2 separate regions of the Mus musculus genome follow, and region 2 is linked to region 1. The links are chromatin contacts, found by Hi-C or POLR2A ChIA-PET in ENCODE. All regions are on one chromosome and are shown on one strand. The core of a region is the stretch at or near the end of the contact, and the rest is flanking DNA. Distances in the headings are between cores, read along the strand shown. Region 1 overlaps Casp7 (caspase 7). Region 2 has its middle 10 kb from the start of Gm32492.

The links. Hi-C counts contacts between places; a loop is a spot of excess contacts on that map. ChIA-PET counts read pairs that join two places held with the same protein, here RNA polymerase II (POLR2A).
Region 2: a map of T-helper 17 cell shows a loop between it and region 1 (2.0-fold over the local background). The contact joins two enhancer-like sites. A Hi-C loop is called at or near these places in 1 of 37 maps with a recorded cell type or tissue (T-helper 17 cell). POLR2A ChIA-PET finds 5 or more read pairs at or near these places in 1 of 5 experiments (embryonic stem cell).

The regions. Positions count from the first base shown.
Region 1 is chr19:56,423,000-56,428,359 of GRCm38, reverse strand. All of the region lies in intron 2 of Casp7 (caspase 7), which reads right to left. Among named protein-coding and RNA genes, the nearest start is that of Casp7, 29 kb to the right of the region's middle. Within about 2 kb of position 2,596, at least 2 of the 3 ENCODE cell types and tissues checked have a DNase peak (open chromatin) inside an H3K27ac peak, as active enhancers do.
Region 2 is chr19:56,676,745-56,682,104 of GRCm38, reverse strand. No RefSeq gene overlaps it. Among named protein-coding and RNA genes, the nearest start is that of Gm32492, 10 kb to the right of the region's middle. Within about 2 kb of position 2,089, at least 1 of the 3 ENCODE cell types and tissues checked has a DNase peak (open chromatin) inside an H3K27ac peak, as active enhancers do.

The sequences.
Region 1 (5,360 bases), core at 1,347-3,846:
CAGGGGCAAGGAAGGGAAAAGATGCTTTGAAAGATCCAGATTAGCTACATCCTCAGTGGGCTATCACCCGTAGAGTCGGGACGTCTGAATGTGGCTCTAATCCTTGCCCGGGTACTTGCAGGCCTTTTTCTATATAAGGACTTAGACCATATGGACCGAACCCCACAGAGTAGCGCTGGGCACTACCCACAGCTAGGTCAAGGGACAAAGGTCTTTCTCTGAATCTGACAAAGGCACAAAGAGTGCAGAACAACTCCAGGTACTCCTCATTATGAACAAATGCACGGGCATTTCTTTAGTTTTCAGCTTCACGGTCAATCAGCAGTCAGTCACTGCCCCATGAACTCTGAGAGACAAAGTCAGACACAGCATAAAACTGGCCATGGGCTTTCTTTTGCACATGTGTATAGAAGGGTGGGCATGTCCTGCCACCTTCACCCATGCATGCACATATGCAAGCTGCAGGACTATGTCTTCTGCCTTTGTCAATCACATTCGACCCCCCCCCACCCATCTACTGATCCATCATCCATCCACCCACTCACCCACCTACCCATCTATCCATCCATCTACCCACCCACTCATCTATCCATCTACCCACTCATCCACCTCCCCACTTACCTTCCCACTCACCCACCTCCCCACCCATCCACCCACCCTTCCATCCATCCATCAATGCACTCACCCACCAACCCATCTACGCACCCATCTATCCATCCATCCATCCATCCACCCACTCATCCACCCATCTACCCATCCATTCACCCACCTACTTACCCACTCACTCACCCACCCACCTACCCACCCACCTACTTACCCACTCACTCACCCACCCACCTACTTACCCACTCACTCACCCACCCACCTACCGACCCACCATCCATCCATCCACCCACCCATCCAACCATTCATCCATCTACCCACCCACCCACCCACCCACCCACTCATCCACCCATCTACTTACTGAGACCAGATCTTTCACTGAACCCTCAGCTTGACCTTTCAGCTAGGCTGACTGACCAGCAAGGCCCAGGGATAGCTGCCTGTGTCCACCCCCATTGCTGTGGTTATCAACATAAGCCAATGGCCCCAGACTGTATACAGGTGCTGGTCTCTGAATTCAGGTCTATGCCTGAGCCGTAGGCACTTCATCCACTAAGCCATCTCTCCAGGCCCTGGCTGAGGATTTTCTAAGCCAGCTTCTGTCATTTTCCATTCTACGCATAACACACACACACACACACACACACACACACCCCTCCACCTCTTCCTCTCCCTTTGTCAATTCTCTGCTGATAAATCTAGCTGTTCCTCGGCCTTTTTTTTTTACACACAGAAGACTTTCTAAGGAAACATGGGACTCTTGTTTGGCGGCTGTCATATTTAAGTACAAAATCCAGGATAAATCAGACTAGTGAATTAAAAGTTCTAAATCCTCTTAAAAGCTTGAGTGTTCCACAATTGGCTACAGATTAAAAAAAAAAAATCTGGCCACTAAATCACTGTACTTAGGGCCACACAAGCGAGAGATTGCAACCAATGATGGCGATGACATCCTATAGATCGACCTTTGAAGTCGCTGACACCAAGGGAGAAACAAGTCACACTGGGGGTGAGGGGGTGGGGACAGGCGGAGCAGCTGTGTATCCATCCTTCCTGAGTGCTGGTTTTCCATTGACATAGCCAAGGACCACTTTCTTCATAGGCCAGACAGCCACAGAACTCTTCCAGGAACATAGATAACACCAGCATCGATTACTAGGAAGGATTTGGATTATCCTAGCTTCTTGGGCAGAAAGCCATTTCTTGCAGTCTCCGATTTCAGCATGAGGCCAACTGAGTCATTTTTTTTGAGTTTAAAGAAGAAGAGGAAGAGGAGGAGGGGGGAGAGGAAGAAGAGGAGGAGAAAGATGACAAAGAAAACCCCGCAGGCTATTTCTATAAAAGGGGCTGTATGAAGAAGCTCCAGCAACTGTTACCAGACAACACGGTGGGATCCAAAAGCTATCCTGCCTACTTGATTAGGGAGAGAGAAAGCTCAGAGAGCACAGTGGACTTCTACAATCCACTCTGGGTGCCAGTATAATTTTCTCCATCACTGGAGTAGATAAATACAGGTTTTTATCCTCTTACAGATCCCCTGAGCTGCTCGAAATGTGAATTATCCCTTTCTACATTTGGAAGGGAATATAAGCACACAAACCCGTGCCTATTTATTTTCTGAAGTGTTTCCCTGAATAGGATTCCCAGTAGCCTGTCCTGCAGACATTGCTCAGCACACAGTAAACACATCAGCGGGCACACAGCTCCCTGCTGCTGCTGCTGCTGCTGCGTTTGGAACCGGGCTCTGGCTTTTGTAGCTGCTTTGTCTAAATATTTTGGGGATGGTTCAGTCAGGGTTTGAACATTCCAGCAGAGGGGCTTTCCCACAGTCTTTTCATACCACAGCAAAGGCGGACCAGGGTGCTGGACGGGGAGAGCAGAGAGGGAGGTACCTGGTGTCCCCGTCTGGAAGCAGTCCCCTCTGTAAGACCAGGCTTCCTCCCGAGACCACAGGGAGTGAGTTGCCTTCTTCTCGGTAGTAGTAAAAACTCAACATGGTTGGCGCTCAGCTGGCGACGGGAGGCTGGCACAGAAGGCAGCCCTGAAGGCCCAGGCCTGAATCAGCAGTGAGCTGCCCGCTGGAGTTTTCCATAGGACATTCAGGCTGGGGCTGGGAAGGTCACACTGGCCTCTGGCTTCCCTGCTGACAGGCAGAAATGACCAGCCTCCACACTGAGGCCCCCACATCCCAGGGACAGCTCCCTGTGGACAGAGTGATAAGTACTAGATCCAGAGGGGAAGTGACCACGGGGTCTGTGTTGGAGGACCAGACTTCACACACACACACACACACACACACACACACACACACACACACACACGAAGCCAGAAGGCTATCTTCAAGAACAATGAGCAGCAGGTGGGTGGCCGAATGAACGGTCATCAGCAGAGTGTTCACAGAATAGTGTGGCAGAGCTCTGTGAATGGACTAAGTGAGAATGCTACCCCAAGCATGTTCACACACATGGACAGTTGGTTGACCCCAGTGCCAGGCTTCGAGCAACATTGGTTTGTAAGTGAGCAAAACTAAGACGATTGCTCCTGGGGAATCTGCCAGTCCATCCAGGCTCATGAGGTTGGCTTTCTTCCAAAGGTAGTTAGGCTAGGGTTAGGATGAGCAGACAGGGTTTACAAAGTCCTTTCATCTTCGGGGAAGACCGGTTGCCAGGGGGGTTTTGCATAAAGAAATCACTTTCCAGAAGTGATCACATTTCCCAGTTTCAACCTTCCAAATGCAACTGGGAAAAAAGTGTGCATGAAAGGACCCAAGGCACGGGACGCAAACTGCTTGATGGCTGCCCCAGGGCTCGACGAGTGTTACAGGCACTGAAAGGGGAAGCAGGTGACAGTCAGGTGGTGGCCACAGTGTCCCTGTGGTTACCTGCCATCCTCTACTGTTAACAGAGCTCTTCTCACAGTGTGTGAAGGACAGATGCAGAGAAGCGACGTACATTCCAAGAGTTAAAAGAGAAGAGCAAATTCCTTTCTCCAAACATTAACTAACCTTCCCGTGTCTCTTTCCTTCCTTTCCCCTGACCAAAACAGGAGGCGGAGACAGACCGACAACAATAAAAATCATCAGAAGACTTCAGGAAAAATCATTCAGGGGAGGAAACGGTGCGGAGAATTGTCTTCAAATACCACAGACAGGCAGTGTGGAAGACAGTAATGTGTGTGGATGACTGTAGGACCCAGAAGGGCTCACCATCTCCAGTCCTGAACCGCTCCGTCTGCAGCTGTGAGTGACATTTGATGGATGGTGGATGTATGGGTTGACCTATGGTTGACGAATGGTTGGGCACACTGTGCTCCGAGCTGGGCCTGCAACCTCACCACCGAGGACCTGCTGGGCGACCTCACCTTTGCTGGTGACAACGGGAATAGAGTATTCTTCTTCTTCATACAGAAATGAGTCTGACAAATCACAATCACCTCGTCAGGGGGGGGTCTTCATTCCAGAGGCCATCTCTTCCTCATCAGCTACATTCGAGAAGTAAAAAAGCTGAGTCTCCTTATTAAATTCTCAACCCAGTGCACAGGAAGAATATGAAGAAATGGAGGTTAAGATAACCTTGCGGTTTCCACAGTCTCCCAAATGGTGAGTGAGAGACCGGGCCAGGACGTGAGCAGAGCCTGTCTGAGTCCACCAAACCTCCACTGGCATTTTTGGAAGTCCAATTTGTTGACAAATCTTTATAACTTTAAAATAAAACTGGGACGCAGGCGCCCAGTACGCTAGAGCTCAAGGGGAAGGTTTTTATACTGAAAACTAAATGCTCTGGGTTTAATTTAAAGTTCTGATCTTTTAGGGTGCTCAGTCCCGGCACCTTCTGATCAGCGGTGCCTCTGCCTGCGCAGGAACAGGCTCCAGCATGCTTGATTTAGCACACAGCCCTTGGAAGGGAGGGGTGGGGGGGACAGCTCGGCCTCGTCTTTCTCGTCTATTAATTACAAGCATTGTTCCCTTGGAGCTCCCTTCTTTCCCCCTAAGCGAAGGCAGCAGCCACCTGATCGCTCTTATAATTACACAAGCAACACATTTTTAAATAGGGAGCTGTTTATATATAACACATGCTCGTGGAGAAACCCAGACTACAGGATGGGAAAAAGAATTATAACCAAGTGCCATTTACTAAACACTCCCTAGGGGACGAAGGATGGAAGGGCCACGTGACTCGAGCCTGCAGAAAGGAGTTTATCCGACTCAGAGAGGCAGCCTTTGCTCCTGTCCTCTGCCTCAGATGGGCACGGAGACTCTCAGCCGGGGACGAGGGAGGGCCAGAGAAGCCTAGGGGACTGACAACTGGGTGAAGTCTGTTCACTACTCCGCAGTGTTTCCTTGAATTCTGACCTTGTGTGACGTTCACTTGAGCTTCTGACTTGGCAAGTGACATGTTAGAATGCAGTGTTTTCCGGGGGTGGGCAGACCGCTCTTGGTTTGCACCCCCAGTGACTTCCAGTGTTCACTCCATCAAGACCATTCCATGCCTATCTGGTGGCTTACCCAATTTTCCAGGCAGAACCATTTCATCTTGCCTGCCCTCCAGCGCCCCCTGGCGATGCCCTCAAATTTCTGTTCCTCTTCAGGCTTCCTTCCCCATCCTCTCCAGGCTCCTAGTCCTACGCTCAGCATTTTATACATTTTATTTTCTGAGGATACGCCCAAGCATTCTACAAAAATTTAACTCACGGCCCAGGCAGAGACTGCATGGCTCACAGACAGCTAATGGCCGCTAATGGCCTCCAGCTGCTCAAGG
Region 2 (5,360 bases), core at 840-3,339, 250 kb before region 1:
GGGGTCAGGACATGCATGAAGGGTTAGTCTGGAAGCGCACAGTCAGGTAGAAAGTGACTGCGGTTGTTCACATGGGAGGTTCATAGTTGGCCCATGACATTTGCAGGAAGGTGGCAGCCTACGGTTGGACCAGAGGTCTGGTGTGATGGCAGACTGTCCGTGCCTGCTGATGGGCTGGGTGGAGAGGTAGCTCAGAGCTGGCGGGAGATATGGCAGCCGAGTTAGCAGGAGGAAGCCTGGAAGTAGAACCACAGGTATGAGTCTAGAAAACAGGATTTTTATTTACACATTTCCTCCAATATTTCCTGAGCTGTCAGTGCTCTGGGAACGGTGCGTGGCTGAGGATGCCACAGTGACCAGCTGAACTGAAGTTCTGGTATACGGGTTCTCCCATTCTAGGGGAGAAGGAAACTTTAGTCAGGGAAGCTGGGAACTGGGTGTGCTAGAGGGTGGGGGATGAAGAGAAAGAAGAGGGAAGTTATAAGGCCCCTGCTGAATCTTCTAGTCAGATAAAACAGCCAGTTCTTCTGAAGTGGGCCCATCTTCCACCTGTAAGTAGAAGGGAAATCATCAGGGGAGGCGGTTAAGGCAGCAAAAGAGGGAAGTCCCAGGTTGGGGATGCAGATGAGATCACTCAGTGGGTTCACATTGGGTGAGAGGTAGGAAGTAGCTGGGAGACTGGTGAGCTAAGCTGACCCTGTGTCTGGACACCACGGAGTCCTAGTGTTAGCTGTGGGAGAAAGGTGGACCCGCTCTTCAGCTCAGAGGAGGAAGCACCGCAGGGAATACTCCCCCATCATGTACAATATTTAATGACGGGTGTTAGATGAGGCCAGCCAGAGAGCTGTTAGAGCTGTGAAGAGCAGATGCAAACGGCTGTGGTGAAGACTGTTAGCACTAGGCGGAGAGGAAGCGCGGACCAGAGAAAGGATCCCGTCCAGCTTTGCCTGAACCTGAGCTTGTGTGCAGTTACTTCCGGGTGCATGGGTAACTCAAAGGCCCCTAGACCTTTTGGGAAGTGTGATGGTTTGCCTATGCTTGACCCAGGGTGGCACTTTTAGAAGGTGTGGCCCTGTTGGAATAGGTATGTCACAGTGGGCGTGGGTTTTAAGACCTTCACCCTAGCTGCCTGGAAGGCAGTATTTTCCTAGCAGCCTCCAGATGAAGATGTAGAACTCTCAGCTCCTCCTGCACCATGCCTGCCTGGATGCTGCCCTGCTTCCACCTTGGTGATAATGGACTGAACCTGTGAACCTGTAAGCCAGCCTCGATGAAATGTTGTCCAATTAGAGAGTTGCCTCGGTCGTGGTGTCTGTTCACAGCAGGAAAACCCTATCTAAAACAGGAAGTCTCTTGGGCAGCTTATGAATAGCTATGCCGCTGAAGAGCCCCATCTGTGGCGTGGATGAATCATGAAAAGATGTAGCACTAAAGACTCTTTGGGGTCCCAATCCCCAGTCCACGTATTAGGTCTTACATGACCTGGGTAAGGGTTGGGTTCATGTGGGGATCTGTAAAGGCTCATTAGCCTAGCAGTCCTCTCTCCACCCGTAAGGGAATGTTGATAGGCTGGTCCTGGTGAGTGTCTCCTGTGGGTGATCACAGATGCTCTCATTCAAGGCAGCCTGGAGGAAACAGCCTACAACAGCTGCAAGAGATGATCATGTGCAGGGGCGACAGATATCTGCAGTCCTTCCTGTCTCTGCTCCCTTCATTCCAGAGGGCCCGTCCCTGGGACAACGGCTGCTCAGTGAAATGCGGTGCCCAGGGGAGTCATTCAGGAGATATCTGATTCATATGACACACGCATGCATGTGAGAAGATCTGTCTGTGGTCCTAAGCAAGCGTCAGGTGTGTGGATGTAGCTGACAAAGCCCTGGAAGCCCTTGGAGACTTTCAGCATGCTTAGCTGTAGGTGAGAGCCAAGTCTGTTCCTGGAACTTTGGAGCTGATGTTGGCAGAGGCTGCTGCTTTGTACAATGAGGCACTTTAAGGTCACCGTCAGCTTCAGGTTTGTGTGTGGTGAGAGTTACCATTGCCGGCTCACAGATAGCTAGGTGCTGTCAGCAGGACTTTCACAGGCCTGCTCTCTGTGTGCCAGGAGATGGGAGAGGACCCACAGTGTTAACTGATTTCTACCATGTAAATACCTCGCCGTGGCTAACTTGTAACAGTTTAACCACTGACTCTCAGAGGTGTTGCAGTTTCAGGGAACATTTAGCGGCTGGCTCCCATACACCAGCCTACTTCTTTCTGTCAGGAAGGCCAGGCGATAGTTCTGCAGGCCTAATTCCTGTGGCTTCTCAGCTTTTCCTCACTCCCTGTGTTCATGCTTACACTTCACAAAGGAGATGGCCGCATGCCCGGGACCATGAGTTTTCTCTCCACTGTTTGAGTTTTTCCTCTGTTATAGTCTTTCAACCATGGCCCTCGGCTGAATTGAGTAGTTGACCTTGTGACTCTCCACTGACTGGCTCTTACTTACGGTGGACGGTAGCTCTCCATAAGAGTCTCCTTGTTCTGAATCCTTCTGAATTTGGTGTTCTCCATAGAAAGGATGTCACTACAGTGTCCCCCGAGAACTTAGGAAACGGATGGTTATAATTTCACCATCCAAACGCTGTGGGGACAGAGAGGTAGTGAACGCTGAGTCAGAACAGGTCAGGTTAGTGTAGGTCTGCACACCGGATGAGGAGCCGCAGCCTGTGCTGATCCACAAGCCACACACCTTTCAAAGTCTGGGGCTACAGGGCCACTTCCTGTCTCGTTTTCATTTGCCACTTTGTTCCAAAGGAAATCTCATTCTCAAAGCACATTAATAATGAGCAAAATGCCATGGTCCTTCATCAGGGTCGTACTTCGAAACAAAGGCAGACCTTACACATTTATGTATTGAAGTCTGTGCATTATATTCCCAGCCCTGCTCTGGCCCTCCCCGGCCCCAACAAAATACCATCCATTCCTAAAAGTAGAAATGAGAAATTGAACATCCTTTAGGCCTTGTTTCTTCTCAGGGGCTGCACAGGCCACTCTGCCATGTTGACTCCCTGCATCAGGAGCCCAGAAGTCTTTTTCCACATGCAGTTGACGTGTGCCTTCTGCAAGTCCCCTGCAGTCCTTTGTGTTCACGTCCATCTTCAAACCTGGCTAGAGTAGCTCAGGTGGGTCCTGTGGAGGAGCCAGACACAGCTGCCTAACATACAACCACCCTTAGGTCCAGGGACAGGAGCCATTTTGTGGCCAGTGGAAGCGTGGTGGTCACTGTCACCAGTTTCATACACAAGAGAGACCTGGAAGTAAATGGACAAGCCAGATGACACCCAAGCAGTGACGTGTTGCTCACTGGTGACATTTGCGCCACTTTCGTTCTCACCCCTGTGAGCCTTGCGACACCAGAGGCTGGAGGCTCCAGGAGCCAAGAGGCTGATTGGGAGCCCCAGGAGGCACAGGATGCAGATTAATCAATCTCCAGGCCCACCAGTTTCCCTGAAACACCCGCGTGCTAAACGGTCACTTGCAAGCCAAGAGCAGCAAGTTGCCTCAACTCCTGTCTGGAGTCTACCTCCTGGAAAAGTCTACGAAATCAGGCGGAAAATCCAAGGTGGTTTGGTTTGTTTTTGGCTTTTTCACATGGGCTACCAGACAGAAGTTCTCCGAGATTCCAGATGGGTAGCAGCTGGATAAAATGTGCGTCCCCAGATCTACATTGTACCTTGGGAAAGGGGTGTGCTGAAGGCGTCTGAAATATTACTAACTTCCTTTTCCTCCCTCCATCTCTCCCTCCCTCCCTTCCTCCTTTCCTCCCTCCGTCTGTCCCTCTCTCTTTTCCTTCCTATCTGAATGTCTGGGTTCACTTGTTTGGATAGAAGTAAAGAGAGGAAAAAAATCTTTTTGGCAGTGGTTGTTTTGTTTTCTCAATTTTCTTGTCAACTGACTCATGACAGAAAAATGCCAATTTCAATCAATTTCAGTTCCACAGAACAGAAAAATAGAGAATTTATAGGCAGCCATTGGAAACAAAGGAGCCATCTGGTTTTTTAAGTGTAATTCTTCTCTGGACTAGTTCTCCGTAAGAAATGAGGCTGTTTTCCATCAGAATACCGCTGAGAATGTTTCTACTTTTCCCGTAGAGCCCCATAGCCCAGCTCTGGTGGGCTTCACGGAGAAGGTCCCTCCTGCAGGGAGGGTGGCCTTCCCCATCCTCGGGCTTGTGGGTTGACCAACACCTCTGTCCCTTTAAGTGGAGAGGGATTAGGTTTCATGGGAAGCAGCCCTGGTGACGGTTGGAGGTCATCCAACCCTGGTTATCCCAGTCCGTTTGTCATTCCACAGTGACAAATCTCACTTTCGCCCAGGAGTCTCCAGAGAGGCTTTGCAACATTGTGGCTAAAACTCGGTAATGTACTGGAGGCTTCAGGAGAGGACCCATTTCCTCCCTCAGAGCCAGGGTGGCTCTGTGAATCTCAAAGTCTCATGCAGTTTGTAATCAACATGAGGGTGTTGCAATTTTATAGTTACTAGGGTCCTACCTCCTGTCAGCATGGTGCCTCTTATCTGGTGGCCCATTCCATTCAGAGGCTACTGAGTGGTTTTTTTTGTGTGTGTGTGTGTGTGTGTGTGTGTGTGTGTGTGTGTGTGTGTGTGTGTGGAGGTCAGAGGTAAACTATGGGTGTCATCCTTCAGGTCATCCATTTTGTTTTTTGTGATACATGGAGTTCAAAGAGTAGGCTAGGCTGACTGGCCAGCAAACCCCAAGGACCTGTTTGTCATTGTTTCCCAAACACACATTTCTCAACTTGACTTTTTAAATGTGGGTTCTGGGAATTGAACCCAGCTCCTCAGGCTTGCACGGCGAACACTTTACCAACCGAATTCTTGTCTGTCGGCCATCTTGGGTTCGTCCCAAGGGTTCTGGGGGAAACCTGACAACGCTTTAGTTCTGCCTGCCAGTTCCACCTCTGGGCCAGCCCTGCCTCAGCAGTCTCTTGCCGAGTCTGCCATCTAGAACCCAGCGCTTGTCTCAGCCTCCTTCTCATTCACTCAGACACAGCTTCCTTTCCACAAGACTGACATCACAAGGCGGTGGCAGATGGCCCACTCTGCTGAAGGCTGTGTTGATGCACAGGTCCCTCAGAACTCAGCAGTGACCAACATGTGAGTCCCCTTTGCTGGGGTGGGGTGGGGATGTCCTTTATGCAGGTACTGAAGATCTGACCTTGTGTCCTTAAGCTTCTGTGGTAAGCGCTTTGCTAACTAAGCCGTCTCCTCAGCACAACCTCTTCCTATTTTGCTCTTCTGAACATTTAAGCTGGGTGAACAGGTTAGGCTGTAAGAAGAGCTTGCTTCTGCCAAGCCATGTG